Linked DNA regions of Homo sapiens: region 1 is linked to region 2. Evidence: chromatin loops called from intact Hi-C (ENCODE). Cell type or tissue: sigmoid colon. All regions are shown on one strand. Each heading gives the region's core, and the rest is flanking DNA. Links, peaks and the distances in the headings are about the cores only. Region 1 has its middle 13 kb from the start of CHST15. Region 2 has its middle 160 kb from the start of OAT.

Evidence for each region. A loop is a pair of places that touch in the nucleus more often than their neighbours do. Peaks named below come from ENCODE experiments on the same cell type or tissue, not always from the same donor. Only the 100,000 strongest peaks of a DNase experiment are listed, where the experiment ranks them.
Region 1: a loop joins it to region 2, with 3 times the contacts of the local background. A loop is called at or near these places in 5 of 110 quality-filtered maps.

Annotation. Positions count from the first base shown.
Region 1 is chr10:124,098,416-124,114,637 of GRCh38, reverse strand. No RefSeq gene overlaps it. Among named protein-coding and RNA genes, the nearest start is that of CHST15, 13 kb to the right of the region's middle. RefSeq lists an enhancer at 7,822-8,091. In sigmoid colon, for the core only: no CTCF peak of the experiment used is centred there; a DNase peak (open chromatin) is centred at 8,247; H3K4me3 peaks cover 332 bases; H3K27ac peaks cover 1,438 bases.
Region 2 is chr10:124,248,809-124,265,030 of GRCh38, reverse strand. No RefSeq gene overlaps it. Among named protein-coding and RNA genes, the nearest start is that of OAT, 160 kb to the left of the region's middle. In sigmoid colon, for the core only: a CTCF peak has its summit at 8,967; DNase peaks (open chromatin) are centred at 9,020 and 9,270.

The sequences.
Region 1 (16,222 bases), core at 3,419-11,418, 150 kb after region 2:
TTACTGTGGACAAACCATCTCTGTGTCCAGCTAAGGTCAATCCCTGGTGCCAGATCCCATCTTCTCTTTCCTGCTCTAAAGGACACTGTTCTAGAAATTTCCCCCTCCTCCTCCTTCAAGGAGGTTTCTTTCTTCATGGGTTCATTCCCATCAAAACCCGAACATGCCATACTTTCTCCTTGTAAACGTAAACCCCTCCCATGACCCCACCTGCCTTCCAACTCTAACCCACTCAGTTCCTTCCCTTCACAGCTAAACTCTTGGAGAACCTGGTCTCTACTCACCGTCTCCAATTTCTGTCCTCTTATCCTTTTATTTCTCCTTCCCTGATGTATGTTTTCTCTTTATATTTTTTTGCCACTGAAGTGCTACACATTTTACTTATTCGTCTCATCACCTGCCTCCCTACTAGAAGCCAATCTCTCTAAGGGCAAGGATTCAGTCTGGTTTACTCATGACTGTAAGCTTAATACCCAGAACAGTGCTGATGTACTAGGGCTAAATATATATATTTAGATTTAATATACATTAAATAATATACATAAATAATATATATAAATAATATATATATATTAGATTGCACCATTGCACTCTAGCCTGGGTGACAAGAGCAAAACTCCGTCTCTCTCTCTCTCTCTCTGCTACCTACCATTTTGTGTCTTTAAGGGGTCTTTAGAAAGGGCTATTCATCTGTCACTGCTCACTGAGACATGTACATTCCAGCATCATCACAGAGTTATCTCCTTCCTTCCGTCTCTCCCTCCCTCCCTCCCTTCCTCCCTTCCTTCCTTCTTTCTTTCCTCTCTTCCTGCTTGCCTTCTTTCCTGGCTTCCTGCCTATCTTTTCTGTCTCTCTCTATAGAGAGAGAGAGAGAGAGAGACGAAGTTTTGCTCTTGTCGCCCAGGCTAGAGTGCAATGGTGCAATCTCGGCTCACTGCAACCTCCGACTTGCGGGTTCAAGCAATTCTCCTCCCTCAGCCTCCTGAGTAGCTGGGATTACAGGCATGCACCACCACACTTGGCTAATTTTTGTATTATTAATAGAGGTGGGGTTTCACCATGTTGGCCAGGCTGGTCTTGAACTCCTAACCTCAGGTGATTCACTTGCCTCGGCCTCCCAAAGTGCTGGGATTACGGGCGTGAGCCACTGCACCCTGACAATAAACATTTTTAAATGAATGAGTAGATGCATTCATAGATTACAGAATGCTTTCATGTACAGCAATGAGTTATTTCACTGGATTTTCACAAATGAGGTGGTTCTCAGTGAGTCTCACTTTGCAGCCAAGGGGACAGAGACATAGGGGGTCACATGGGGTAGGATGAGGGTAGGATGAGGGTGGAGGCAGCCTCGGATGCACATCTCTGACTCCTAGTTCAGTGCTCCATTCTTTGCCCACAGCTCGCTCCAGCAAAGTGCTCCCATCTCTGTTTTCTAGGGCCCTGATGGGAGGGGCTTCCTGCCCACCAACTTTATTGATGGCCAAAAATGAGCAGGAGGCGCTGCATTGAGCCCACTGCCCGGTGCTTTAGTGCTCCCCTGCCCCCGCCCGGGGCTGCACTGCCATCGCCTTCCGAACCTGCCTAGTTCGGCAAAGCATCGATTGCGTGGTGCATTGGTTAAGATATTACATGTGGGGGTGTCGTTAATTCAAAGGCAATTAGGTGTTCGATATTTCTTATTCTGCCTGCCAGTAGGAATTAATAGAAAACCTTTCAATCAGCAACAACTGCAAAACAACTTCTGGCCCCAAAGATAATCAATATTAGCCAGCAGAGCCTTCTTCCGTCTTCAGGAGGCTATTCATTTCTGGTACTTTCAAAACCAGAAATGGACATTTCCATTTCCATCTTCTTCAGAAGCCCCTGCCCACACAGTTCTTTAGACACAGTCTTTAAAAAGACACAGTCATCTATACGGCTCTCTCGGGCCCTCCCTCCGCATGTCATGTTCCCAGTGCTAGGAGTATTCATAGAATAGCCTGCCCAGTGGGAAGCAGGTGAATGATGTTTGAGTTCTTTGGAACATTGGTCGCCACCTTCCCCTGAGCATCCCGACCAGAGTTGCTGGGGCCCATGATGGGAACCTAAGGATATAAGATGCTAGTCTTGCCACTAGGTAGTATGTCCTGGAAGTCCTCCAGAGCCAGTGAACGTGACATCATCCCAGGAGACCCTCTGGAGCACTTGATGGTGTCTTCCCTTCCCTCTGCTCTGCAGGCCCAGTCCCAGGGCTGGCCTCTGCCTCAGTTTCCCTGCTTGGCACGGTGCCTGACATCCTATCCAGCTCTTGCCAGCCCTCCCCCCTGGATGGGGCTGAGAGGAGGCCGTGTAGAAAGTTTATTGTTGAATTCTACTCCCTCTATCTCTTATCCCCTGACTTTTCCTGAGCTCACACCAATGTTCTGCTCTCAAGCCTGCAGGAATTATGAGATGGACTCTTGAATAATGTCCATCAATGGCCTGGGAAGGTTTTTCCTCTGCTATTAGGGGCAGTCGATCTCAGACCCCCACATATACAACAGGGTAAGGGGGACTCTAGGTCAATCAGGTCAGAGAGGAGATGCAGAGAATGATCTAGAACAGAGGCATCTTTTGCACCAGCTTCTCAGATATGTGGATTCATTGGAACCGACATCATTTATGTACTTTCTGTCTTTTTCCATCCTCTTGTGGAAACTCCACAGGGTGAATACCCAATACTTTGGGTTCATCCTAATGCTGGCCACATAGGCTGCTGTCTTGGAGACACCATGGGAGTTTTGAAAGCTGATGGAAAAATGACCATATAAGCACCTCTGCTGAAGCTCCTCACCTCCCCACTCCTTCCCTGACCCTTACATAAGGGCAGGGGACATACGGGGCTCAAAGAGTGTGAAGTCAGAGGTGAACCGTGAGGGTGTCCCTGGCCAGCTGAACCTGAGGGTGCTGGTGAAATTGGAGGAAGCCTGTGAATCCATCAGGGCACTGACAATTTTGGTTTGTGATAAGGTGGATTAGGGAGGGGTGTGGCTCAGCTCCGGCCAACACAGAAAGTGCTTCATTGGACTTTCACAACTGAGATAGGCCTCGGTGGGTCTCATTTTGCAGATGACTGATAAATAACCTGTTTAAGCAGAACCCAACAATGTAATATTGAATCTATGGCAGAGAATAAAATTTTAGGAGGCTAAAAATTGTGGTGAGAAAACATGAAAAAGCCAGCCCTTCTGTCACCTACACATTATACCCTCCCTCCCTCCCAACTGAACTCCCTGCTTTCAATTCCTCCAGGGAACCCAGCTCCTCCGCTCTCCCTGACATGGACCTAACCCTTACAAAAAAGACCCCCTCAAACCGCCATGTTACACTTGCCGAGGAGAGACCACCTCAAGATCATCCAGGCGGGAAATGACAGAGCTGTGATATAAGCCCAACCAAGTGTGATTCCCCGTTCCTGCCCCAACAGGGTCTCCCAAGAGATTTCAGATGAGCTCCACACCAATGTCCCGTAAGCACCCTGAGCATCTGTTGTCCATGACCCAACAGTTAATGAGCATTTAGGATAAACAAGGTGGCTGCCTCGGGCAGGGTGGCTTATCGGAGTAGCAATCATACAGGAGAGTAAATGCCCTAATTTTGTGATCTGTTTTCTTCTCCCAAGTCCCCACACTGACATTTCTTGGGCTTTAGGTCTGAGATTTACTTCTTCATTTATTAAAGGGAATAGGAGGTGATGGCTGTGATTATGTGGTTGTGTTTTCAATGAAACATGCTTTTTAATGACTGTGCTGACACAGTCAGACACACGGACACTCCGCTTGTCTCTGTGGGTGGAGAGACAATGCATGTTGCGTCTCTGCAGAGTTTTACTCATGTCGGCATGACAACAACAGTGGGAGCCGTGTTGCACGGGATGCCTGATGTCCCTCTAGGTCATGGCGCCATCTCAGCAGCTGGATGGGCTGACTGCTCCATGGGGGGGCTTCCCATCTCTGGTGAATGTTCTTTGCAAAGGTGGGGCTGGCATGGACTGGTAGGCCCCTAACTCCTACTAGATTCCAATCCTTCCTGCTTCTGGCTCCCGAAGCCTCCTCCTGACAATCCATTTCCTTTATAGCAGCCTCATATTTTTTGACCAGGAAGTGACCATCATCCATCCATCCATCCATCCATCCATCCATCCATCCATCCATCCACCCACCCATCCATTGATCCATTCATCCATTGATCCATCCATCCATCCATCCATCCATCCATCCATCCATCCATCCACCAGCATTCATTATCTATTCTCCATTGCCCCAGGATAAGACCCAGACTCCCAAAAACATCCTTAGGATGATGTTGTTATAAGCAATAGAAGGTCTCAACTCAAACTAATCTAAGACTTAAGGACATTTGTCATCTCACAGCCCAGAAATCCTGGCAGGTCATGCTCCAGACAGGATGTCAAAGCTCTGACTTCACTTCTCCTGGATCCCATGAGCTCTGCCCATTGGCTGCATCTTCAGGGTGGAGGTGAGGTGCAGCTGCTCTGGGCATCACAGCTAGACACAAACATGACAGTATCCCAAGGGAAAAGAGGGGCTCTCTCTCTCTTCCACTGTCTCCTTCCTGCAGATGGTGGAGGTGGGTGGGGCAGGAGATGGCTTTAGGCTGTGGATTTTCTAATCCCCAGGAGAAGCTGATCATGAAGAGTGAATTCAAACCCCACAGGCTGTCTCAGTGGGCCTTCAGGCAGGCCAGGCAGAGCAGAAAAAGACAAACAACTACCTTCAGTGGGTTCCCGAGGCCCAGTGACTGGTCAATTGGGTACAGCCATGCCGACAAACCCATGCCCATGGAAGGCAGAGTCCCTCTCTTCTGCCCAGAGCTTGACACCATGCCACCAGTCATGGAAGGACAAACTCCAAACTGTCTGCTCACCTTGCAGCCCTCCTCCTTCCACCCAAACCACCTCCCGGAGCTGACCGTCCACCCACCCCCAACTCCCTGGGGACTCTCAAACAGCCTTCTCACTTGTCACCTTGGCTGTGCTTTTCTTTTGCCCAGGAAGGAAGACAATTGGCCTAATGGTTCTTTGTGCTGGATGTGTCACCAGAGCAGAGGCTGCCAGAGCCCCTGCAAGCTCCCCTCTTCATCCTGCCTCCCAGCGCCCCACCCACTGCCTCAGGCCCAGCTCAGACATCTCGTCCTCCCTCCCCCAAACAGAGGTGGTGAGGGGCAGGGGCAGTCACATGGGCGCTGCTGCCAGAGGTCCTGAGGCCAAACCACAGCCTTCAGATGAGTGTCAGGGTGGAAGCAAGCGATGGGGGCTGTGGCCAGCCCATCCTTCTTTGGTTTCCTTTTGAACAAAGAAAGGAAACAAAGACCCCATCACAAAAGTAACCTGCAACTTGAGTTGAGGGAAAATGTCTGGAGTCACCTGCCCTGGATGTACCTTCCTGGGCACAACTTGCCATTTGTCCCCAGTGCCCATTGGGAAACCCCCCCCCACTCGCCCAGCCCCAGGCTCCACTGCGTAAAAGGAAGGTCGGAAGGTGGAGCATCTTTTAGGTATTCATTCAACGAACTTCACCAGGCACCCACCGTGGGCACCCCTGTGCTAAGTGCTGGCTGTACATACTGATGTGGAAAGCATGTGGGCTTGGACAGGCTGTCCCTCAGTAGCGGGGTGGCTAAACAAGCCACTTAACCTGCGAGAACTCAGTTTCTGGGTTGGCAAAATGGGAATAGTATAGACCTCAGAGGGCGACTATTGGGATTAGATGAGATGTGTAAAGCATTTAGACAGAGCTCAGAACATGGTAGGCAGTGATGGCGGCAATGACTGTATTAGTCCATTTTGCATTGCTATAAAGGAATACCTGAGGCTGGGTAATTTATAAAGAAAAGTGGTGTGATTGGCTCATAGTTCTGCATCATTCTGCAGGCTATACGAGAAGCATGGGTCCAGGATCTGCTCCTGGTGAGGACCTCAAAGAGCTTCTGCTCATGGAGGAAGGCGAAGGGGAGCTGGCATGTCACGGAGTGAGAGGGGAGCAAGAGAGAGGGGAGGAGATGCCAGGTTATTTTTTTTTTAACAACCAGCTCTCATGAAAACTCGCTCGTTACTCTGGTGGATGGCACCAAGCCATTCATGAGGGATCTGCCCCCGTGACCTGAACACTTCCCACCAGCCCCCACTTCCAATATCGGGGATCACAATTCAACATGAGATTTGTAGGGGACAAACACCCAAACTCTATCAGACACAAAGCTCCTTCCCTCAGGGAGATCACAGGATACTATGGAAGCACTGCTTGGACTTGAGTTTAGCTGGGGGCTCCTAGAGGAGTGACTGAGCTGGGCTTCACCAGGCATAGCAGTCCACGTAGGCATAGCAGTCCACGTATGCGTACTTGGCATCCAGGTGTCTTTGCAGTGACTCAGGGACCGTGGCTGCTTTGCCCTTGGAGGTCCCTGGTCTCATCCTGAGGGAGACAGCACTTGGGGATCTCCGCCTGCTCCTCTGGGCCTCAGCTGGAAATGACACTGACCATCCTGCTCTCCGTCCCTGGATCAGGACTCGCCACGTGGCCCCGCATCATTGCAGAGGGGCTGGGAAATGCGGGGAAGCACATGGATACTCGACCAGCAGTAAATGTGCACCACTCAGAGGGTGGAGCCAGGGGGCTTCCAGGCTGGGGGAGCTGGGACAAGAGGCAGAAGGGCATCTGGGAGCCATCAGTCCTCCGGGTGCCTTCAGGGTGATGGCAAGGAAGGCGGGGGGGCGCTGCTTGGTGGCAAGGATGAGACAGTGGGTCGGGCTGGGCTGGGCCGGGCTGGAGAGCTCTGGCTACAATGAAATGAAGGCAGCGGAGCGTATAGGACACAGAGACCTTTTGGGAGGCTGTTGCAGAGATCTACACATGGGGGATGGACTCCTGAACTGGGGCTATGGCAACACAGCAGGGGAGGAAGAGGAAGGGCCTTAAGCTATCAACAGTGGAATCCAGCTTGGGACGGGGCAATTCCCAGACTCCTCACTTGGGCGACTGTCATTCACTGAGCTTGCGATCAGGGAGACTAGGGCAGCTTTGGGGAAAGATGATGGGCTTCTTGATGGATTGCCCCAACAGGCAGCAGGATACAGCATTAGAGGGCTCAGAGAGACCTGGGCCAGAGTCATCAACCTGCTGAACACCAGGTGCCCTGGCCACCTCCCCTCACACCCTGCAAAGCACCCACCACCCTTCTGCCTCTGACCCCTGCTGGGCACTGCTCAGCAGCCAGTCCCCAAAGAACAAAGGGGAGCCTGACAGATTAAAAAGCCCCGTGTGTTATCCTGGCAACAGAAGCTCGGAAGCCAGTGATCAATTCCCAGTCTGAACATAAGTAATCCCAGGACAGGCAGGGGTGGGCCGGAGGGGGCAGACATGAAGGTGCTCGTTATGGCCAGTGGAAGGATGCTTTTAACACAGAGATGGCCAGGGCACATCACATAAATATCATGCTTTGCAATTGTGGAGGTAATTGAAACATGATTAACCCCCCTGGTCTTTGGTCGTTGGGATTTGGAATCCAATATATTATGAACACTCTGTTCTGAAACTGGCTCTGTCGGCCTCTCCTCTGCAGACAGGAGCTGTTCTCATAAGCATCATAAAAAGCTTCGTGCATTATTGAACAGTGGAGGTAGTTTTCCTGTGCCCTGAAGTCCTTTGCCATTTTCTCTGTTGCATTCTGGCATTTATTTCAAACGCTCCTTTCAAGTCAACACAGACCCACCCGTTCAGCCTCCAGGAAGGAGCCCCCTCAGCCCCAAACACAAGCCCTCGCCTCTCACTTCTGGGAAGAATCAGGTTATCTGGAGGTGAATCAGAGGCTAGCTCTTTACAAATCAAGCAGCGTCTACATTACATTCTAGCCATTTCACAGATGGGTAAACAGAAGTGCAGAGGAGTTAAGTCATTTGCCTAGTTCGCTAAGCAAAACCAAAATAGGGTGAAAATGGAAACCGAAAAACCTGTTCTGACTTAGGTAAATCATGGCCACACCCTGTGCTCTGCAGAGGGAAAACACAAGCTCTACTGGACAAGTGAGGATGAAGCTACCCCTGAATAATCCCAGTGGAAAGTGGCAGGCTTGGGAAATAGAGTCGTGCTTGCTGGAGCCTCTCTGCCTCACCGAGAGGCCTGAGTGCCTTTTATTAAACAGAGGACTATTCAACAATAAATATTTCTCACACAAGGCCGGAGAAGTTACCACACTTGGCTCCCTCCCAGCCTGGCTGAGTCAGCAGGGAATTTGCCAAGGTGCGGAAACCTTGTGTTCTGTGATTTTGGTGTGTTGATATTTTTTAAATACTGAGCTGGAAAGCCTGAGGACTGCAAAACACACACGGATGCACCAACCCCATGGGTTCTGATCCTGAGAAACATGGGTTAGGCTCCTAGGGTGCTGGGAAGCTACAGCGGGGAATGGGTGGGTGGACGGATGCTACGGGGGATTTGGGAAGGGGTCAAAAGCAATGCTGTCTCTCAAATACAAGTTTCCTTTTCTATAGAATGGTTCGAATAAGGTGTAGACCCAGGGATGCTGTGAGATTAAGATTTTCGAAGTTAAGGGGCTTTAGCAGGGAGAGCGCTGGACTCGGATTTCAATCCTTCCTGATACAGTTATGACTTATCGGCTGTGAGTCCCTGGGTAAGAGGTTTCCCCTTTCTGAGCTTATTGTTTCACTTATAAAATGGGGCATTAATATTTCCTACACGAACCTTTAAGAGATAGGTACCAGGGCCCAAAGAACTGCATGAATATAAGTGCGTTTGCACAGAGATACTTACGGCATGATTATTTTTGGTGTGTTGCTACTGCAGCACTTTGCCTGGGGCAGGTCCTGTTCAGCCTTGGGACCTTGTTTATTTGTATTAGGCTTTTTGATGAGACTGGGGAGAGCTCCTTCACTAGGACTTCACAGAAAAGAACTCGTCTGTCTTTCCCTTCACATAATTAATATTCCAAATAAGAATTACACAGCCATTTCTATTAATATTTGATTCTTTGCCTCTTCAACTATCGGCTTAGTTTTCTGACTGAGATGAAAGAAGAAATAATTGTTTTTACAGCCACTCCTACTGAGGAGGCAGCTGTAGACCCTGATCGCAGCCAGGGAAGTAACAACTTTGTTTGGCCTGAGGACAAGAGGTGGGATGACGGTGTTAGCCTCAGTGGTTCCTGTGGGGAGAGAGAAGCCCCCCTCGGCTGCTTTTGAGGCAGATCCTGAAGGAATCGGCTTCTGAGTTCTGAGTGCCTTGGAGGCATGGGGAAGGCCTGCTGGAAGGCTGGTTCAGATGTGCTCCCTGCTGGGAAGAGATTGGTGCTCCACTCCCAGGACTTATAGAAGCCCAGCCTGGGGGAGGCAGATAATTAGCAGATGGGGCCAGAGGGTGACTTTCAGCTTCGACTCCAACACAGCCCCTGTTGGGCACCTGCAGGAGGCAGACAAGTACCTGGCTCGGAGGACGACTGGGCACGGCCTCCTCATCTTGGTAAAGACAATGGGGCTTCCCACTCTGGAAGGACAGAAGCCAGCCCTACACATGGTGCAGTGCCTGGGGGCCTCTGTGGTCCAGGAGATGTCCTTCTCCACTCCTTCACTTCTCAGAGGCTGGGCTCCTGCCTCCTGGAAAATTGCCACCACCCGGGGCCCAACCAGAGGCCAGATATCCCCAGAGGCATGGGGATAGTGAGGGGGTAGCCCCTGATCAGAGTCTCCACCTGGACTGAATTCTTAGAATTTTATGTTGCCCCAGCATCCATTTTGAATATAAATTTAACTTTCTCAGACCAGAGGTAGAGCTTGGACCCACCTGACAGTTTCCACTTCTCTGGCTCCTCCCAGTTCCTCAATGTGTTTGATCCAGACCTCTGCCTTATACCAGGCCTCCTGGTGACCATGTCCCCCACCACCTATGGGACAGCTGGGTACAGCCTACTCGATTCACCCCACTGACGTCCAGACTGCATGGACTGAGCAGATATGCCGCAGCGACCCCCTCTCTACCACAGCAACCCCATGGAACGTGTGCCTGCTTGCTCTAAACCCACCAGCTATAACTCCCATGGGAAACCTGCTTAGATAAGGCCCTGGACCCCAGTAAAGGTTCTGGCCCATGGGTCCCCCCGGCCCTGCTCCCGACGTGCTGGTGGAGCCTGTGTGCCCCAGACAGCTCCCTGCTGCCCGCTGGCCCTGAGGCATGCTGCCCTCTTCTCTCTGGGACCTGTAAGTAATAACACCTGGTTCTGTTATTTCATGTGTTTTGCTGAGTTACCTCCTCTGTGTCTCACTTGACTGACACACCCAAATCTACCTTCCCTTTTGCTCAGTGCTGTCCTAGAGAGTGGCTGTCCTGGTAGGAATAAACTGGACACAAGTCAGGCAAGAGTCACAAGGGCATCTGCCAGCACAAAGGACAGGGACACCTGGTCATGGGTCAGACACTTAGGCCTCAATCAAGCCGTTCCCCAGGGCAAAGAAGCATCCCATGAAAGGTACACAACCACCTCCCCTGCAGCGCTGTCAGGGCAGGGCTAGAGCTTATAGCTGCTCTCCTAGGAGAGACCTGAAGGCCACATTAGGGGACAATATAACACCAGCCTTGGAGCCTTTGCAAACTCTGTTCCAAAGCGAGAAGTCATTGTGATGCCATGTTTAGAGGCAGGTGGCCCCAGGCAGCAGGGACACCATCAAAGGTGGTGTCCACCATCAAAGGTGGTGTCCACTGTGAGTTGTGCCCCATCTGTAGGCCCTGCTCCACCTCTGTTTTGTCCTAGTCTCAGCTCCATCACCCCTCTACCCCCTCCCGTGATAGAGCCTGGCCTGGCTTGGGAATAAAAGGAGAAAACAGGAAATAGCAAACCGCCCCAAGGATTGTAATTGTGACACTGTCATCTGAAAATGTTTGCAGTCCTTGTTGGCATATGCTGCTGGAGCAAAAACATGCAAATCTGGAGCAAGGTGACAGGTGGCCCTTAGGATCCTGGAGGAGACCCCTGGGTTCCAGTTTGGTTCTAGTCTGCTGGGGTGGGATTCTCAGACAGCATCTGGCCCATTTCTGGGTTGGATGGTACTCTGAACAGGGCACTGATTCAAGGGCCAATGAGTCCCATCCCAACTCCTGCAAAGCTGTGTGCATTTTGCCAACTGCATGAGCTTGTAGACGGGGCAGTGTCCTCTCAGTCCTACTCAAACCCTTGCAGGCTCAGCTTAGCTGGAGCACCTGGAAGCCATTGGTGCAGAGCCACAGACTCAGCCGCTGGTGTTTATCACCCCAGAGGTTGCAAAGTGATGGCCTGTGGGACTCTCCTGCAATCTGATGGCATTGGTTCTCACTGTGTTGTACAATTATTTTTTCTGATTTAGTTGCCCATCCAAGATTTATTTTTTAAATTGGGCTATTTCACAATAATGTTCAAATTTCAGACTCCCGTCCTCCATCCAGCGGGAGCTGAGACATAGCTGCTTCCTTGGATGGGCTGGTGTGCTCCACCGTGCTGAAGACCCGTTCCCTGTTGGCCACCTCAGGTCCTCTCATTCATTTCCCAGCCCCCCTCGCCTGGGTAGGTCAGGACTGCCCAACCATGCTCTACACTATCTAAGAGAAGCCAGAACAGGGCAGGTGGCAGGCTGCGGTGTCTTTGCCTGAGCTAACAGGCATGCCCTAGTATAGTGCCGGGCACAAGGTCACTGTGGGATGAGCATTCTCTTGCCCTGTCCCTTGCAGTGAGGTCAGAAGAACACTCACTGCCCCTAGACCCTGTGCTCTTTGAGGGGGATCAGCTTCTACTCCCATCCTTCCCCTGTGGCTTCAGCACAGCCAGTAGTTTGCTGTATCCTTGCTCAGCCCCTGTCCTTGGAGACTGGGGTGGGCTGGAGACCTGGACTCAGAGAGGCCAAGAGGCCAGGAGGGCTGGCTTCACCAGGGACCAGAAGGCCCAAAGCCCAACTCTGGATGGAGGGACCAGCTGTGAAGCTGGCCTCCCTCAGGGTTTCAGGGATGTGGCCCACAGGTGTAGGCCCCTGAGCTGTGTCTGGGCTCAGAACACGACACCTCAACCTCCTCAAATGCTCAGGACATAAGAGGCTTAGCAGACAACAAAGTAGTACCCTCTTAGACCTGGGGATGGCGGGAGGGGCAGGGTTTTCACTGGATGCTGGAACCAGGGTATGGAGGGCCCTTGGGCCCTTTCCCAGAGCAAGCTTGGGGCAGAGGGTGGGGAGCATGAACAGTGCTTCCAGGTCTTGAGTCTTAAGGGCAGGGGGATTGCAAGTGGGACCCAGAGAAGAAGGTCCAGTCCTGAGGTGGGAGGAGGGGCCTCAGAGGCCATCTCTGAGCCCAAGCTTCCCTTGCCGGAGTAGTTTCTCCCTGGCTGCTTCTGGTGCTCTCTCCATCCTCTGGCCCCTCTCCCACCTGCATTCCTCTTCCCCCTGCACACATGCAGTGTGCCCAGACAGGGCTCACCCAGACCACAGGGGATCCTAGGCGATGCAAACATCTAGCACTAAAGACAGCACGGCCACAGACTAAGAAGGGCATTTTGTTATCAGCTTTCTTAAAATCAGAAAGATAAAAATAAAACTGATGCATGTTCTTAAAAACTGATCCCTGTGAGAAAGCCTGCTGGACCCTGGGCCCTAAACTCTGGCACTCACTCATATTCCTGTTAACAAGGAAAAAGGACTCATTAGTACCTAGCTGGAGTTGAGTAACCTTTGTTTTCTTTTCATTGTATTTACTTTGTGATTTTTTTTATGGTAAATGATGGTGGTTTTTCCTTTGTGATGAAGACAAAAATTGTCATTTAAAATGCATTTTTAAAACCCTTTTTTAATGAATGTTTCCAAATATAGACCAGAAATAGGGATGAATGCCAGCATGCCACCAGCCAGCCTCAATGACCTTGGCTGGTCTCATTTTTTGACACCCCCAGCTCATCCCACAGCCCATTATTGAAGCAACTCCCAGCCACCATAGAACTCCACCTGTGTATATTTCAGTGTCAACTGCTTCTGTGTGACTATATCAAAAGAACATGGTGAGTCAGTCATTGCACAGGGAGTCCCTGTGTAAAGCAAATCCCTGAGCATGGCCTGGAGTGATGTGGCTGGGAACACTTGCCTGGGCTGGCTTCTCACTGAGTGCACAAGAACTTGCACCTGATGGGGGGCAGCCACCTGCCCCAGCCCTGACGTGCACATGGCACCTGGTTCTTCCCTGTCTGTAGCCTTTCAGACCGTGGGCCTCCCAAGGGTGGGTGGGAGTCCTGGAGGCTCATGTGTGATGTCCCTGGAGCCTGCTCAGAAAATATTTCCTGAAGAAGTGGGACAAGCTAGCTGGTTGGAACTCCTAACACAAAGGGTGAGGTAGGCCGAATTTTAAATGACCCCTGGGATGGTTAATTTTTGTGTCAACTTGGCTGGGCCATGGGGTGCCCAGATATCTGGTCAAACATTTTTTTCTGGGCCTGTCTGTTGGGGTATGTATTAGTCCATTCTCACGCTGCTAATAAAGACATTACCAGAGACTGGGTAATCTAAAAAGAAAAAAGGTTTAATGGACTCACAGTTCAGCATGGCTGGGGAGGCCTCAGGAAACTTACAATCATGGTGGAAGGGGAAGCAAACATGCCCTTCTTCACATGGTGACAAAAAGGAGAAATGCTGAGTGAAGGTTGGGGAAAGCCCCTTATAAAACCATCAGATTTCATGAGAACTCACTCACTATCATGAGAACAGTACCAGGGTAACGGCCCCTGTGATTCAATCACCTCCCACCAGGTTCCTCCCAGAACACATGGGGATTATGGGAACTACAATTCAAGATGAGATTTGTGTAGGGACACAGCCAAACCACATCAGAGTGTTTTGGGATGAAATTAATATTTGCATTGGTAGACGGAGCAAAGCAGACTGCCCTCCCCAGGGAGGGCGGGTCTCCTCTAATTCAATAAGGGCCTTAATAGAACATAGGGCTGAGTAAGAAAGAGTCCTCTCTCTCTCTGCCCCACTGTCTTTCACCTGGGATGCCGGCCCCCTCCTGCCTTCAGAGTCGGACTCAGGCAGAGACTTGTGGGCCAGGACTCCTTAGCTTTTATGATCATGTGAGCCAGTTTCTTATAGTGCACAAATACCTACATGTGTGCATTTACACATACATCCTTATTGGTTCTGTTTCTCTGGAGAATTGTGACCTTTTCCCCCATCACCTTTACCTGTGCCCTGGTGTCATGCTCGTGAATATGTTGGGTTACGTAAGAAACGAGACTCTACAAATGTAATTAAGGTTACTAATCAGTTGACTTTAGCAGAGGGGGTTATTTTCGAATTATCCTCGGTGGGCTTAATGGAATCACATGAGCCCTTAAAAGCTGGCAGAAAAGGAGGGCAGAGGGGTTTGAAGAGTGAGAAAGACTTGAAATGCTGTTGCTGTTTGGAAGGTGGAGAGGGCCACATAGAAGGAATGGGGGTGGCCTCTAAGCATAGAGAGTGCACCTATGTTGGCACCCAGCAAGGAAATGGGGACCTTAGTTTTATCAGCAGCTAAGACTTGGATCCCTCCCCAGGACCGGTAGGTTTGAGCCTAGCCTGACCGACACCTTCCCTTCATTCTTGTGAGACCCAGAGCAGAGACTCCACCAGAATTCTGGTCTACAGGCTGTGAGATTAAAAAAAAAAAGGATGTTGCTTTAAGTCATGAAGTTCTGGTAATTTCTTACTCAGCAACAGAAGGTCGATTCAGAGAGGGAGGAAATCCCTTTCTGTTCACTTCTCACAATGAGTGATACCGATTTTGGGTGACCCTTGACAGGGGACAGTCCCAGAAGAGAATCCTCTTCCACATTTCATGTCACGGGGAGGGATGTGAGGCTCAGAGGGGGTCACAGCAAAGGAGGAGTGGAGCTGAGGTCAGAGCTGGAGTCTGGGTGCTTGCAGCCCATGTCCCAAGTGCTCAGGTGAGCCTAGCACGGGTCTGGTGGGGGTGGGGCACACCCCTGAACAGGTGCTCACACCACTCCCCGCCCCCAGCTCTCACCCACACCCACAGCCATACCCACAGCAGGCTTCAATTTTGTCTAAGCAACTCCTAAGAGCCAACCCCCATCTAAGAGCAGGGAGTCCCTGGAAGCAGACACCAGTGTTCTGTGGTGGCATTGTCACAGGACTCATCTTTTCAGAACCACTCTGTCTATTGCCCCTGAGCCACTTTGGGAAGCCATGTGGATGGAGCTGATGGGTGTCCAGGAGCCAGGGAGGGAGACGGGCCCAGGGAAGAGGCAGGACCACAGCTGCACAGCCTGGCAATGTGGACTCGGACCTGGCTAACCTTGTTGGTGCAGGGGAGGCGCTAAGGATGGGCATCAAAGGTGTTTAGTCATGGGGCTGACAGGATCAGATCTGTGTTTTGGGAAGACCCAGGCTGTGTAAGTAGAAAGAACCAGTTAGCAGATGTCGGGAGAGGAGGCAGGGAAAGTAGCAGGAAGAGGCTATTGTGACAGCACCGAGGGATACACGAGACCGGTCCAAACCAGCAGCTCTCAAAGGTCAATGCGCGCTGAGGGAGCTTGTTAAATCCACAGGTGCCCAGGTGCCACCCCAGACACTCTGATTCAGATGACTGGCCCCACCCCACTGTAATAGAATCTCTGGTACTGGGGCCTAGGCATCTGCATTTTGAAAACTGTCCGGGTACTTCCAAGATGAGCCAGGCTTGGGAAGAGGACGGTGGCTCACTGAACTGGGGTAAAGGAGCAGCAGTAAAGATGTCATGGAGACTTCTCCCACAGGCGCCACCTGAGAAGGTGCACAGTGGACACTCACAGAGCCCGGGGTGGTGGGGGTGAAGCAGGTCTGGGTTGGAGCTGGCAGCAAAGCTGGGCTAGGGAGGAGTGCCCGTCGTGATGCACTGCTCGCCGCGTCTGCCTGTGGGTGTTCATTTCTATTATCCTCCTAAGCACCGCTTTGTAACATTTCACTGCATTAAATGCTCAACCAGGAAGATGAAATTTATTTAGAAGGCTGAGGTATTTCACATCTAGGGCAGGCGACGCTGCTCTAAATTTACCAAGTCAACAGCTCATTTTTGCTGTTGAATGGGTTGTAGATCTTATGACAGAAGCAAGTAAGTGAGAACGCTACCAGCTGTAAACTTTATCTTATTGGCGAAATGTCTATTATGCAGCTAAAAACATCTACTTA
Region 2 (16,222 bases), core at 5,234-13,233:
ATGCCTACGGGAGGAGAAGTGGGCAGGAACAGGGCCCGGGTGGGAACGAGTGGGCAGTACTGCTGCCCTCTGCGTGGCAGGACCACACTAGATCCCTGCAGCCCACTTGGCACCACCTCTGGAGAAGGGCAGCTCAAGCTGGTGACTGCTCCGTGGAGGGTGGCCCTGGTGTCGAGGGACCTGCCCCCCGGCAGCGAGGAAGGACTGCAGGGTCCCACCTTCCACCTGGAGAGAAGCTGAGTCAGTGAAGGACGGAAAAAGCATGTTCGATGTTTGAAGACTTGTTAGAGGAAAAGAGGAGACTGTTCTGTGCTCTCCAAGGGTCTTGGGTTCCAAAAGTCGAGGGTCCACTGTTGGCTCAGTGTAGGGGAAACCTTCTCCTGTGCCAGCCTGCTACAGCACTGGAGGCCTTGGGCATAGGAAGCTCTGCATTTCTGCAGCTGAAGGACCACACTCCGAAGGGTGCTACAGGGCCTGCAAGTGTGGCATTGATGGTGTGGACTGGACGATCATAAAGAACACCTTTACCTGCAGAGAGGACTCAGGCCCAGGGCAGAGACAGCCCCAGGCCATTACGGTGAATGTGAGTCAACTGCAGAATCAGATGCGCCCCTGGCCCACAGGACAGGCACATGTGGCCCCTGATCCAGATTGAGCCCGTGGAGCAGCAGAGGCTGAGAAAGAGGAGGAGCAGAGATGTGTCTCTGGGATGAGGCAGCTGCAGTAGGAGGAGAGCTCGGAGAATACGCAGAGATATTAACAAGGGATTTTAAAGACATTTTGCATTGAGATGTGCAGGGTCATCTCTTCCTTTACCTCCCCATGAACATTTCAGTGAAATCTGCCAGACTCACCAGTGCTATTGGAGTTGGACTTCTCTCTGGGAGTGGGTATGTTTGGAGTGGGAGGGGGCCCTTGGGTGGGAAACCCAGTGACCTCTTAGGGGGAGAGCAGGACAGGCCCAAGGAGGCTCACATGCTATATGGGTTACACACCTTGTTCCTTTCTTTTCTCAGGGTCTGGAACGAACTTCCTGTCCAGGTGGCTTTAGGTGGTCCCTATGGGTCACCTCCCCGCCAACCTCAGGATGCCCTTCTCTTTGCCAGACAGCTGCGGGTAGACTCAAGCCACAGGTGCCCCTCTGAACCCCTTCACCAAAGCCCGACCCAGAGCTGTTCCTCTGCAGTGAATGTCCCACTGCCCCGTGTCTGCTAACTGGAGATTGAGAAGGAAAGGAGGCTATTTGAGAAGTTGGCCTAAAATGATTATGGTCCCTCTCCAGGGAGACAGGTCACAACATGGGAGAGCATTCCAGGGGTGATAGAAACAGGCCTCAGTGAGGGATGGAGCAAGGAGAGAGGAAAGAGGGAGAGGAGGCGAGGGGAGGGAGAGAGAGAGAGAGAGAGCAGTGGAAATTCTTGCCTGGTGTCTTTCCCAGAAAGCGACCTGTGTGGAATTTCTCTGTGGAATCAACCCATTAGCTTAGCTTGGCAAAGCGGATTGGGGCTATGGCCATTTCTGGGGCAGCCCCGATTCGGCAGGTTTTTGTAATTATCTGTTAGTAATTATCTGCGAAGACTTTGGTAAACAGCAGTCTGTTTAGCCATCCTTGAAGAATTAAATCATTACATTTATTGCTCTATCCACTCGCTATTAACCTCCTAAGAGGCTTTTCCCCCTCAAGACTAGGGTTTTCATTTGATGAACTCTAAGGAGAACATTCGAGTCTGGAGGCATCGGGGTTGAGGAGCAGCTCTCCCTTGGTGAGTCCGTGCCAGGCATCTGCTTGTGGCCGGCATCCCTGACAATGGCAAATGCATTTCAGGAAAGCAGAAGTCCCTCAGAGGGGCAGATCTGAGGAAGCCAAGAGCCTGGCTTGGAACTGTCTGTAGGATTCTGGAGAGACACAGGCAGGCAGGCCAGCTGGGCCCTTCCTGGGGTGGACGGATGAGTGTGGCTGGCATGGTCTGGAGTCGTGGGCTTTAGGGCTAGGAGGAATGATCAAAGTCCTTGTCTTTCCTGGAGTGGGCAGTGAGCTCAGCGGCTTGGAGGAAAGTCAGATGAAGACCAAGGACATGGATTCAGTTAGGGTCTGCCCTGTCTTTCGCTCTGGGCTAGGGTCACTCTTTTACCTCTAGACGTTTCAGAGATAGCCCATGACCCACGAAGATGGGCCCATTGCAGGATATGAGGGCCCCTGATCCATGGAACAGGCAGGCGAGGCCTCTGAGCCAGACACTGCTAGTGAGGACGGATGGATCCTCCCAGGGCAAGCCTGAGAAACCGTACCGGTCCACACGCCTTTGATGACCCAATATTTGCTGCCCAATGTCCTGCTGGGTGGCATCTGCCAGCTGAGGGGCTTTGGAGGTGATGACGGTGGGGGTGTTCTGTGCTCCGAGCTGCCTCATGGGGCATGGTGGGATTCTGCTCCCAGGCATACTTCTCTCTGAGGGCCTCCTGCATTGGCAGGAATGAGGCATTGCCCTGCCACACAGCAAGTGGGCAGCGGGCATCCAGGAGGCCCTGGGCAGGGTCCCAAAGGGCCTTAGTGCTGCGTGCCTACTGTGTCCAGGCACTGCTCAGCAGGGGGTGCACATTGCTAAGGAAACCCAGGCTTGGCCCTTGCTCTCATGCAGGGTTTTGCTGAGAGGGAAAGACCGTAATAAATCTTGAGATGTGACCAGGACCAGCAAGACATTGTTGAGCCTCCAGACTCAGGCCACCGGAGCTAATAAAGGATTGGATTTTCAGGCCTAATTCTCCAGCTTGTTCCTTAGACTCTGAAAGCCATTATGCAGGAAGGAAGTTAGAGCAATAAATGAATCGGATGAGTGCAAATTCATTTGGAAGAGGCCATAAGAATGGTTCATTTCAGAAATTCTTCTGAAGAGGTCCTTCTCTATCTTCTTTTCAACAATCAAGTGTACAGTAATGGAACTTTGCAAAATTCCAAACTGGAGGATAAGACTGGTCAACAGATTTCTAAAATATAGAAATGAATTTACATGCAAGGACTTAATAGGTGGAAAACAGAATGATTCACATTTTAATACAAATTACCTTCATTCCTAAGCTCTAGGAAATAGGGATTGTGTCAGAAAATTGGGGCTGGACAATTGCTTTACCATCAATGTAAGGACTTTTAAAGCTGGGCTGCATCAGAATGACTGGAGGGAGATTAAAACAAAAATGCCAGTCCCCACCGATCTACTGAACTCCAGACTTCTGGGGCTTGGGAGCTGCTATGGTTTGGCTGTCTGTCCCCACCGAAATCTCACCTTGAATTGTAATAATTCCCAGGTGGCAAAGGCAGGACCAGGTGGAGGTAACTGGATCATGGGGGCAGTTTCCCCTGTGCTTTTCTTGTGCTAGTGAGTGAGTTCTCATGAGATCTGATGGTTTTATGAGGGTCTTCCCTCTGCATTCGGCACTCATTCTCTCTCCTGCTGCCCTGTGAAGAGGTGCCTTCCACCATGATTGTAAGTTTCCTGAGGCTTCCCCAGCCATGCGGAACTGTGAGTCAATTTAACCTCTTTCCTTTCTAAATTACCCAGTCTTGGTCAGTTCTTTATAGTAGTGCGAAAACAAACTAATACAGGGACCTCAAGTCACATAATATGTGATATGTCCTGATATGTACTGAAAAGATGTGGAAGGGTGTTTGGAAAGAGACCAGTGCCAAAGCTGCCACTGATGGAAAACACACCAGAGCCCAAGTACTGTTGCCAATGCCAGTGGCTACTGGGCAGGCTTCGGAGACCCCTCAGGTCCGGCCCTTTGCCTTCTTTCTCCCTCTCTAGCTCCTCCTCCTTCCCTGTTCTGGCTCTATCTTGCCATTGCCCCTTGGGCTACTCTTGTCCTGCTTGTGGGCACCCTTGTGTCCGAGCTCTGTCACCTTTTGTTCTTTGGACAGGAGCAGCTTCCAGACAAGCCATTGTCCCATTGCGAATGTGAGTGGACCCCTCCAGACTCACTTTGCCATGGTATAGGGCTAAAAGGCCCCTCTCCATTGGAGTGAAGGAGGGGAGGAGGCAGGGCTGAAGGAGTCCAGGTGACAGCACTGCTCAGGTAACTGATGCACACTCAGTTAACTGGTGCACCCTTTAGAACACCTGTGCATGGGAAAGGCCGTGCCGTCCTTGGAGCAGTGAGGCACTATTTGGCAGCCGAAACTCCTTCAGTGTGAGATATGCCCAGCAATCACATTCAGCCCCGTTCTGGGCACTTTGCCTCCCCCTGCCTGCACCTGTGAGGACCTTCCATGGATCACAGCCCACACCAAGCTTTAGTGGAGTGTTGGGGGAACTGTCTACAATGGGCCCAGCTGCAGGGAGAAAGCCAGGCAGGAATCTGGGGACATGTACTGAATCTGTGGATGAAGAGTTGATGGAGATGCTCAACTCTTGGAGCTGGACTGGCAGCTCAGGGATGTCCCCAGCCAGGGCTGAGGCTCCTTCCTGGTGTCATGTGTGAGGACCCACGGGCTAAGGCCTGATGGCGGACTCTGGGAAGGCTCTCACCCCAGACATGTGCTGAAAGGTCCCACTGCAACTGCAGGAAAGGGCTCAGGAAGCTGGGACCTTCACTCTGGTCTCAGCCCAGCCCTGAAACTCACTGAGACTGACTTGGCTCAATCTTATAGTGTCCATGCACCTACCATGGGCAGACCCTGGCCAGGTGCTCAGGTGACACAGGTAGCTCAAGGTCCCTGGCCATGTGGAGCCTCAGACACATGGGATAAGCAGATAGATTCTGAGATAAGGCTGATAATAAGGGCATGCAAAAACTGCACAGGGGCCTGTGGAGGGAGACATCCATGTTGTGAGTGGGGTGGTGTGAGGGGATAGGGTGAGGACTAGAGGAGGTAACATTTGAATTGGACTTTGGAGGTTGAGTAGGAGCCCACTGTGGGAGAAGAGCCTGCCAAGCAGAGGGAACATCGTAAAGACAAGGGCCCCAGACGGCTGTCACACTCTGGGGACTGCAGAGAGTGTGGTGTGCATGGGCTTGGGGTCCAGTATCCTCTTTGCTCGGCTCCAGCACCCTGTGATTCCAACCCATGGTGGGATTGCTTAGTTGATGTGGGAATTGATCTCCAAGATGGCTTCCGTGATGATTCTACCTCCAGGTATTCATGCCCTTGTGGTGTCCTCTTCCACACTGAACAGGGCTGGCCTATGTAACCAGTAGAAAACTGTGGAAGTGATGGGGCAGGACCAGTAGAATACTAGAGAAGTGATGGCGTGGGACAACTTCCAAGGCCGCATCACAGAAGGCATTGCAGCTTCTGCCGTGGTCTCCTGGACTGCACACTGGGCAAGCCAGGCACCATACTGTGAGGATGCTCAAGCAGCCCCGAGGAGAGGCACACGTGGAGAGGAACTGAGGCCTCCTGCCAACAGCCACGTGAGTGCACCACCCAGAAGTGGGTCCTTCAGCCTCAGACAGGCTTTCAGAGGACTGGAGCCCTTGCTGACCTCTGACTGCAGTCCTGTGAGAGACCCTAAGACACAACTTCCCACTCACACTGCTCCTGAATTCCTGACCACAGAAACTGTGAGAGATGTGAAGTGCTTATTGTGGGAAGCTTTGTTATGTACTTTCTTACATAATGCTAGATTACAAGTGCAGTTGCTGCCCATGGGTGCCACCTGCTGGTGTTCCTGCCCCTGTGTACCCCCTCCCCTTGAGTGTGTGCCGTGATGGGATGTCACTCTGAGACTGCACAGCAAAGCCTCTGGCTTCTACCTTTCTCACTCTCTTGCTCTCTTGTCTCCCTTGCTCTGAGGGAAACTGGCTGCCATGTTATAAGCTGCTCTATGGAGAGGCCCATGTGGCTAAGAATTGAGGGAGGCCTCCTGCTGATAGCCAGTGAGGACCTAAGGACCTCAGTCCCACATCTGGTGCAGAGCTGCACTGGCCAACAACCATGTGGCTGAGCTTGGAAGTGGATCCTCCCCCAACTGAACCTTGAAATGACAGACGCTCCAGCAGGCACCATGATGCCAGCCTTGTAAGAGACCCTGAGCCAGAACACACAGCTGAGATGTGTCTGGATTCCTGACCTGCAGAAACTGTGTGGCAATAAACATTTGTTGTTTTAAAGCTGCTAAGTTTGGGGGCCATTTGTTACACAGCAGCAGATAACAAATACAGTTCTGATTAATGGCACCAGCCTCACCTGTCCTATTCCTAGATATGCTTAGCTTAGCTTTGGTCTAGACTTGGGTCTCCATGTACAACTATAACCTTGGTCATCTGAAGCTCAGAGTAGGAGGGGGTGTATTGAGGGAATGAGACTACGAGGAGGCACACCCCAATATCTGCTGCTTTCTGGAAAACTCAGCCTCCAAAACTAAGTCAGCAACCATAGGAGATGGCCGTTGCAAGGTGGTTAAGCATAAGGGAATAACACAGGTTCGGAGCCAGCTTCTACCACCTCTTTCCTTTAACAGAGTTACAGGTCCTCCCTGAGCTCCCATTTCTCAGGGGCCCTCCTGAAGCAGAGAAGGAAGCCACAACATGGGCAGTCTAACTAGCACCAGCCAGAGAGCAGACACGAAGACGAAAGGAGAGGTTCTTTGTAAGGAACTTAGCCCTGGAACACGGCAGGTGCTTGTTATGAGCTTGGCCTTGTAGTTATCAGGGCACTTGGCATCATAGGCATCACCCCAGCCACTGTTGGCATGAAGACCTTGCAATGCCATCCTGGTTCCTGGACCCGGGCATATTAACGATGATGCCCACATCTGAAGGACAAGAAGGTCTCAGTCGTGCAATCACAGAGGATTCACCTGGAGCTTCCCTGAGGAATGTTCTTTTGGGCCGAGTCACCCGCTTGCTCCGGTGAGGCTGAGCTTGAGCTTTGAATCCTGCCTGGAATACAAAGGCCCCATCAAACACTGCCAGGCTCACCAGCTCCCCTCCACCGCATGCGCCAAGGGTCTCCCTCGCTTGGGTGTTTATTTCTTGCTGTAAGAAGCGATGATTTAATTCTTGCCTGGGATATCATTCAGCCCAAGTTCGTGCTGAAGTGAGGCATATTTCAGCACTCACCAATGTCCATATAGATAAAAGAGAAAAAAAAGAGAGAGAGAAAACAACCTCAACCAGCCTCTTCAAGAGCTGTGCATTTGAAACCTGTTTCTTAAAGATGGATTGCCCGTTAGGCTGCTAAGAGGTTTTTCTTGACTTGTCAACATTTTATGCCCCCACAAACATTCTTGGCTATAAATTATTCATTGCCCAGTTAGTGGTTAAAAAAAAAAAAGCTGCCCGGGGCTGAGATACTTTCTTAATTCCCCCTCTGCTTTTCAGATCCAAGTTGTTTTTGTCCCTCCTCCTGCTGGAAAAGTAGAAATAACTGGAAGTCTCTGGACTCAGAGGTGCGTGGCTATGGCCGGATGAGAAAATAGAGTTGAGTACAGCATGAGCTTGGCTGGGGTCAGGGATGGGGGCAATTACAGTTTTGGGGTCAAGCCTGGACACTGGGGTCAAATGTAATTAACATATATTTGTTATGTTACAATTAACACATATTTGTTATAATATATGTTAATTATATTTGACCCCAGTGTCCTGTCTGATCCCAAAACTGTAATTGGTCAAATATATGATAATATAGGCAGTCTCTACCTCCACTGTAATGGAGAAATGGGAAGTAGGTGTGTTTGGGGCTCTTTTTCCCCCTTTCTGTTGGCAGAGACTCCAAGGTTTTCACGAAAAGTCTAGAGGAGGCTTGATTCTGTTCTAGTCCCAGTCATTTCAGAGTCCACAGCTGGAGAAGATGTCAGCCTTTCTCTGCTCACCTGATTCCACCCTCCCTGAGCCCCTCCCCAGGTCAGGGGCCTGCCAGGAGATAGTGCCCACCTCGTCCTTCCTCATGCCCACCCACTTCTGTACGGCACACACCAGGCCTTGCTCAGCCTCTGCAATTTCTGATGGCAACTCCCCAGGGCAACTGACCCCTCCTCCAGGTGGATTCTCAGGCCTACCATGGTTCCGCCCCCACAGGGTGTGGAGAAAGGTTGGGGGTGGAATTAGGCTTTAGGGCTTGGGCCCTGAATTAGTTTCCAATGGCAGCTGCAACAAAGCACCATAAACTGGGTGGCTTGAAACATGCCCCGGTCTGCAGAACTGAGCGCTTCTGAGACCCTAGGTAGAACCGCTGCTTGCTTCTCTCCAGCTCCCCAAGGTGACTGATGCTCCCGGCCCACAGCTGAAATCTCTACCTCCACGGTCACAGGGAGTTCTCCCTGTCTCTGTATGTGTTCAAGCCCCTCTTCTTATAAGGACAACAGTCATATTGGATTTGGGATCCACCCTACTCTGGTACAACCTCATCTTCACTTCACTAATTACATCTGCAGTGACCCCATTTCCAAACAAGGTACTAAGGGTTATGACTTCAGCGTATCTTTCTGGGGGACACAATTCAACCCATCACAGGGTCAGAGAAGGGAGGAGCCCCCAGCGATCAGGCCCCAGAGTAGAGCATCAGAAGCCAAAGAGGTCACATCCTACAGAGCCCCCAGCTTCCCCAGCAATACATTTGCACTTTATTATCCTGAATGACTGTTGTCCCCAGGCTTTGAAACAGGACCTTGCTGTGCAGGTGCCAGGCCCTGGTGTGTGCCTAGAAACCTGTCTTTTCACATAGAAGTAAAGGAATGTGAGAAAACTGGGCTATGGGACTCGCCCACGTCAAATGGGGACAGGACCTTCCCGGGGAGACCAGCTGCTTTCCATTTCGTCCCAGCAGCCGGGTGTGAGGGCAGAGCTGTCCACTTGCTATTGGTAGCAGATGTAGCCTCTTGCTGGCTCCCGAGTTATTTCTGTGACTCCATCTTGACTCCCAATTTTTCTCCCCTCTCCCCTCATTCTTCCCAAGCATTAGGACTTTGCTAGGGTCGCATTTCTGGGTGAGCTCTAGGAAGTCCTCTGAGCTCTGCTGGTCACCCAGAGAACTGGCCAGTGTTGGCTAAGCATCTACTGCGCCAGTGTCCTGCTGCACAAGGCTGTTTCCTGTAGGGAGTGACGCATGGGGCTGTTTGCTGGGTCTGATGTTGGACATGGTATTATTTACCCCCAACCCTACCCCCTAAACTTGGCAAAAAGGATTAATGATTTTATTTCCAAATATTTGTGTTGGAAATTAATGCTGAGGGAGAGAAGAGGCCGAGTTTGGCTTTCAGAGAAGGCTCCTAGCTGTTGGGTTTGTAAACACCAGTGGATGTCTGCATTTTGTCAAGCCAGTCCTCCTTCTGGTTTCCATCACCCTCCATTAGCCCAGCTACGGCCATAGGGTATCGGATTCCATTACGCAGACAGCAGACCAAAGAGGCAGAGTCCCAATCATCCCTGTCCATTCCCATTGGATGGGATTGTTATTTTCTGCGTCATTTACCTTTGGTTCAATTCAAGTTTATTTTAACACAGATTAAGCAGCCTTTAAATGGAGACCCTGGGGTTCCTCCAAGCCTAGGCTGCCTCTAAGCGTGGGAGCGGGTCAGTTTGGAACAAAAGCAGCTGAGGGTGAGAACAGGAGATTGGGATAAGCCTCTGACACATGACAGTTGAGGAAGAAAGGAGATAAGCACAAAGCACTTTGTATTAGTCCATTTTCACTGCTGCTGATAAAGACATACCTGAGACCAGGTAATTTATAAAGAAAAAGAGGTTTAATGGACTCAGAGTTTCACATGGCTGGGGAGGCCTCACAATCATGGTGGAAGGCGAAAGGCACATCTTACATGGTGGCAAGCAAGAGAGAATGAGAGTCAAGTGAAAAGGGAAGCTTCTTATAAAACCATCAGATCACGTGAGACTTATTCACGACCATGGATGGGAACACTATGGGGGAAACCATCCCCATGATTTACCTCCCACTGGGTCCCTCCCACAACACATGGGAATTATGGGAGCTACAATTCAAGATGAGACTGGGGTGGGGACACAGCCAAACCATATCACACTCTCATATACAATATTTTACTTAATCCTCACAATAGCTATCTGTATATCCACTGCACAGATGAGGAGACTGAAGCCCAAAAAGGCCAAGTGATCTGCTCAGGTTACCTAGCTAGTAAGTGGCACAGCTGAACAGGTCCAAGGTTCCTGAATAGAGGATTTCTCCTTCAGGCAGGTGGTTTCCGCTGCCCTCTGATTACTCTGTGGTGAGTGGTGGCCTAGTCCAAATAATGAGCTTTCTTCCTAGGGCTGGGGATCTGAGCAGAAATCTTTGCAGCTGAGTGCTGCCTTCTCACTGGCTGGCTGGGAGCTGCAGGAGCAACACATCTGAGTATGGGCTGCAAAACCAGAGCGGCCTCCGTGCCTGAGGCACTTGATAAGGAATTACTCAGGGAATCCCAGGGAAGGGACGCGCTCCTGGCAGCATCTGGTGAAAATTCTTTTTCCATTCAAAAGCTGAAGAGTCAAATAGAGACTGTTTCTGGAAATGAGAGTTACGCAGGGAGCGCTTGAAAGCATTCTGCAGAAATGTGAACTGTTGCAAACAGAAACGGGAGTAGTGAGACCTCCAAAAATCAATTTATTAATTCATCCCATTGTATTTTCTGCTGTCAAGGTTATTTAGTTTTATTTTTATTGTCATCATTTCCTTTCTTAAGACTGATTTTTTTTGTTTTTCGAGATGGAGTTTCACTCTCATAGCCCAGGCTAGAGTGCAGTGGCATGATCTCAGCTCATTGCAACCTCTGCCTCCTGGGTTCAAGTCATTCTCCTGCCTCAGCCTCTGGAATAGCTGGGATTACAGGTGGCTGCCACCATGCCCAGCTAATTTTTGTATTTTTAGTAGAGTCAGAGTTTCACCATGTTGGTCAGGCTTGTCTTGGAACCCTGACCTCAGATGACCCACCTGCCTCAGCCTCCCAAAGTGCTGGGATTACAGGCATGAGCCACCTCGCCCGGCCAAGACTCAATTTTTTAAAATGAATATTGAGATGAATAGGTAGGCCCTTTGTTTTCTGAATTATTACTTTTGTTAGCAGTTTTGTAGAGGTGTAATTCACGGGTCCAATTCATTCATTTCAAGGGAATAATTCAATCGTTTTTGCTCTTTTCACAGAGTTGTGCATTCCTTATCCCTATCGCTTTTAGAATATTTTCATCATCCTCAGAGGATGCAGCCTGGGGTGTGTGCACAGTCACCCTGGGATGACTGGCTTCAGCAGGGCTCTCTTGGACTATCTCTTTTCCTGATCTCTCCTTAGGGTGCCTGCTTCATTTGAGAATATACCCATCCCATTAGATCCCACTAATTACTTGATGATTGCTCTATCTCTATTGTGGTTTTTTTTTGTTTTTGTTTTTGTTTTTGTTTTTTTTTTGAGACAGAGTCTTGCTCTGTTGCCCAGGCTGGAGTGCAGTGGCATGATTTCGGATCACCGCAGCCTCCGCCTCCTCAGTTCAAGCAATTCTCCCTGCCTCAGCTTCCTGAGTAGCTGGGACTACAGGTGCATGCCACCACGCCTGGCTAATTTTTGTATTTTTAGTAGAGACAGGGTTTCACCGTGTTGCCCAGGCTGGTCTTGAACTCCTGGCCTCAAGTAATCTGCCTGCCTTGGCCTCCCAAAGTGCTGGGATTACAGGCGTGAGCCACTGTGCCCAGCCACTCTATTGTTTTTGAAAATGTCCCAGGGTATAAATTGCTCCAGAGTCTGATTCAAGTAAATCCAGGCAGAAGTAGATTTTGAGGCCAGTCTTTGAGGTTTGTTAGGACCTCAGGAGGGCTCTTCTTGGCTGTCTGTGTCCCTTGTTCTTTCTGGTGAATTAGCTGGTCTTTGGTTTAGCTTGCTCTTAATTAAGAGGAGATGTTGTTTTCAAGAGTGCCCTCAGGCTTGAACTTTACCACAGCCTGTTTCAAATAAAGTCAGTTCCTTTGGGGAAAGCTTCAGAGCTCCCTTTTTTCTTACGGATTAACTTTTCCTCTGGGTAAACTCCCTGAGCTATAACTCTGGGCACTGAGTGGATGGTGGCCTCTGATAATATAATCAAGTATCCAAAAAGATAACTTCTTTAAATTACAAAAAGCAGAAATTGTGCGAGATCTTCTCAGCTTGCTTCTACCCCATAACCTCTGTCCATGAGCAAACTGGAGTGAGGGTGGTTGGGATCTCAGTGTTCTTGGACTGCCATGTCTTTGTTCTATGGGTAGTGTCTGAGAAAAAGGTAGCTCCAGTTTCCCAGCTACACTCACCTGGAACTTAGCCTTTGCAACTTGGAGTTGGAGGGGATGAGAGATGATGGTGGCCTGGCTCTCCTAGTGAGATATGCTGAGCTTTAATTGGGAGATGAGGGCCAGGCATGGTGGCCCCCACCTGTAATCCCAGTACTTTGGGAGGCCAAGGTGGGTGGATCACTTGAGGTCAGGAGTTTGAGACCAGCCTGGCGATCATGAGGAAACCCCATCTTTACTAAAAATACGAAAATCAGCCAGGCATAGTGGCACACGTCTGTAATCCCAGCTACTCGGAAGGCTGAGGCATGAGAATTGCTTGAACCTGGGAGGGGGAGGTTGCAGTGAGCTGAGATTGCGCCATTGCACTCCAGCCTGGGCAACAAAGTGAGGCTCTGTCTCAAAATAAAACAAAAATTGGGAGATGAGGGGAGAGGGAACCCTGATTTCTTGGCCACACCCACCTGGAATGACGCTTCTATCAAACAGAAGTGGAGAGAGTGGGTTACAGCTGAGATACGGCAGATTCTCACTGTTCTTACCAAGTTTTAGTAGCTGTTCTTGAATAAGTGCTTCTTTATTCATTGTATGCCCTTAGTTTCCAGTCTCCAGAGATTTTTAAATGGTTGGTTGTTTTTTTAAAGGTAGTTTTTAAAGGTAGTTTCTGCCAGCCTTGTTTGTTTCACTGGAAAGTGGTTCGTGGAGGTACTCAGGCTGTCATCCTGGAAGTGAAAACTGTTTTGTTTTATTTTAACAATGAAGGCATCTTAATATTACAAATTTACCTCCTAATACAGCTTTGGTAGTATGCAGTAAGCTTTGACAAGTCATATTTTAATTTTCTGTTGTATTTTTTATTCATTTTCTGAAGCCAATGTAAAGAATATTTTAGTTTCCAAATGAATTGTCTATTTTTGGTTCTTCAGACTTTCAGCATTCTAGCCTAGCTTTGTTGCATTTTGTGGTTTGGAGAATGGCTTGCACAGTTTCTGCTTTTTGTAATTTAAAGAAGTTATTTTTTGTATAAGTATTTGGTAAGTGTTTTGCAAATTTCCACTGATAATTTGAGAAAAAGGTGTATTCTCTGCTTGGGGGCACAAAATTCAGAATCTACCAGTTATTTTAACTTGATTATATTGTTATGATTCTCTAGGTCTGTGGTAAACAGTACTCCAATAGATAGAAACAGGTAGAAGGAGCAAAGCAATTTGCAAGGCAAATTTGCAAAGCAATTTCAGCGAGCTCGTGGTGATTTCATGGGAAACACTACCTAGTACATTTTTCTCAGAGGCTTATCTAGGTAGCAGGGCGTACAGATTAATACAACTTTTGGCCTTGGAGGGACCTTGGAGGTTTTCCTGTGCCACTTCCTTGTTTTACAAATGAGAAAACGACTTGTCCAAGTTGGCACAGCTGTCAAGCTCTGAGTCCAGAAGCTGAATCCAGGTCTCCTGGAGTCTGATGAGGGCATGAAGTCTGTGTTTTTGCCCTGCTTTTGGTGTGTTGTATTTTGTTTTAGTGTTCAACATTGTCTCTGAGACAGCTGGTGCCTTAGGACTGGGTAGAGATATGTTTCCTCTGAAAACAATGGCCTTATATATTTAGTTGTAGTTACTTTATAATTTGCAAAGCACCTTACAGTTTGCAAAACACTCATATGTCTCACCTGATCTGATCATCGCAGCCAAGTGCTATTAAAGGCAGTGCTGTGGAGGAGGAAACCAAGGCTGAGAGATGGGTAGTGCTGGGTCTTCTGTCCCCAGAGGCCATGTGCCCCAGTCCCACCTTGGTCTGGAGCCAATGTTCGGACTCTTTTACTTCCTGAGTGATTCTTTTGGGGTAAAATTATAATATCCTGCAGAACTTTTCCTTCCTCCATTGGAACAATGCCCTAGACAGCTGGCTGGGTTTTGCAAACACAGTGAGAGGTCTGGGGAATTCTTATTTTTAAATGCTATTCTACCTTGCACCTGCTAGAGTGGAGTATAATCGGCTGGGTGTGCACTCACAGCACGCCTCTACTTGTCTTCTGGGACTGTCTTGGCCCATTCCCTGCCTTTGCTTTCCTTCCTGGGCAGTTCAGTGGCCCCGGCTCAGCTGCGCTCTCCATCTGTGCTGCTGTTCAGCCAGCCTTCTCATGGGGGTTTGATGCCCTGAAATTGGCCGTGGAGTGATCAGACGCTCCTCACTCCCTGTCCTCACACAATCACTGTTATGTAGGGCTGCACTAGTTATCTGTTACTGGTAGCAGATTACCCCATATTTAGTGCCTTAAAACAAGAATATACACTTACTAACACACACAGGTCCTGCAGTCAGGAATTTGGGAGTGGTAAGTGGTCTAGCTTGCGGTCTCTCATGAGGCTGTAGTCTGATATTGATGGGGCTGCCATCGTTGAAGGTTGGTCTGGGGTTAGAGACTCTCCTCCCCAGGTGGCTCCGCATGTGGCTGGCATGTATGTGCAGCTGTGGGCAGGAGGCCTCAGTTCCTTGCCATGTGCACCTCTCCAGAGGGCTTCTTGAGTGTCTTCACGACATGGTCATTGGTTTCCTGCAGACACCAAGGATGATGATAGCAATGATCCCACAGCACTTGCCTTAGGGGGCGCTATTTACAATTTATATACCTTAGCCAATATTGAGGAACACGAAAGAGCAGATCTCATACTAATAAAATACCTACTCTTTTGGGACCTGAGCGGGTCACTGTTGTGAAATTGGCAAGCAAAAATAACAGTAGTGCTGACGGGCTAACAGCACAGGGTGCTGGGTTCCCAAGTCCTCTGAGCTGTCCCTGTGTCCTTGTCTCCAGGAGTTCTAGGAAGGTTTGCTCAGCTGTCATAGAGGGCGGGCTGGCTTCTGACCAGATACCAGCCATCCTGGCTGGGCTTGCATTTCCAAGGTTGAAGACAGGGAGGAGGATTTTTCAGGTGGTTTCATCTCTGTCCTGCTGGAATTGCTGGTGCCTACTCTTCCCCACAAGCAAGGTCTACACCACTGTAGCTCTCGAGGCCTCTCCAGCAGGTCAGTGATGTGTCTGCTGTATCCACCACAAGGTGAGCCAAGTTTAGATTCATAAACATGTCCCTTCAAGACTTTTCAGATCCTTTCCTTTTTTTTTTTCTCTTTAAAACGGAAGAAAACCATGGTAAGCCTGCTGTAAAGAACAAAACAAGACACAACAAACCACCAGCCACCACTGTGAAGGGTGTAGGAAGTTGTATGAAAGAATTTCAGGGCTTAAGAAGTTCTCAGGAACTTGGAGTTCCTAAGATCACCTCAGTTAATATCTGACGACAATGTCAACGACAGGTGGAAACCACCTGTCCCTGCCTGGGAGGTTAATCGGGATAGGGATGGATGGCAGGAAATGGCTGAGGCTGACTGTGGCTGGACAACCCCTGGCCAGTGTTCCGCCCAAAACCTCAGGGAACTCGCCACCCCATCTCTGCACCTATGCCCCCAGGTCACACACTGCTGCATAAGTTCTGCCAAGCCCCAGGATACCCTGAGCCAGCTGTCCACTCTGATCGGGGTGGGGGTCATGGCTGTCATTTCCACCAAACCCTCACTTAAAATCAGTGGGGGAAAATCAACTACCAATGAAGCATATTAGAGTCACAGTGCACCAAAAACGTGGGCGAGAGGGACGTGGACACTTCAGGATGCTCCTGGCGGAGTTTCTGAGCCAGGGCTTTTCAGGTGACATGGTGTTTTATCAGGTGCCAAAACCTGGGTGTTTTGATATCTCAGCCCTTGGTGAGGCTTGCGGGGGTGGCAGCCAACACCCCCAGGCTGGGAGTGTCCAGCATAAGCAGCCTCAGTGTACCTGAGTGTGCTGCAGAAATAGCCATTTTCTATGTAAGGTGTTGCATTATTTTACCAGGGCTGTGGCAACAAATCACCATAAAGTTGGTGGCTAAAAACAATAGGAATCCATTCTCTCACAGTTCCGGAGGCCGGAAGTTCAAACTCCAGGTGTCGGTGGGGTCACGCCCCGCTGGAGGCTGCAGGGAGAAC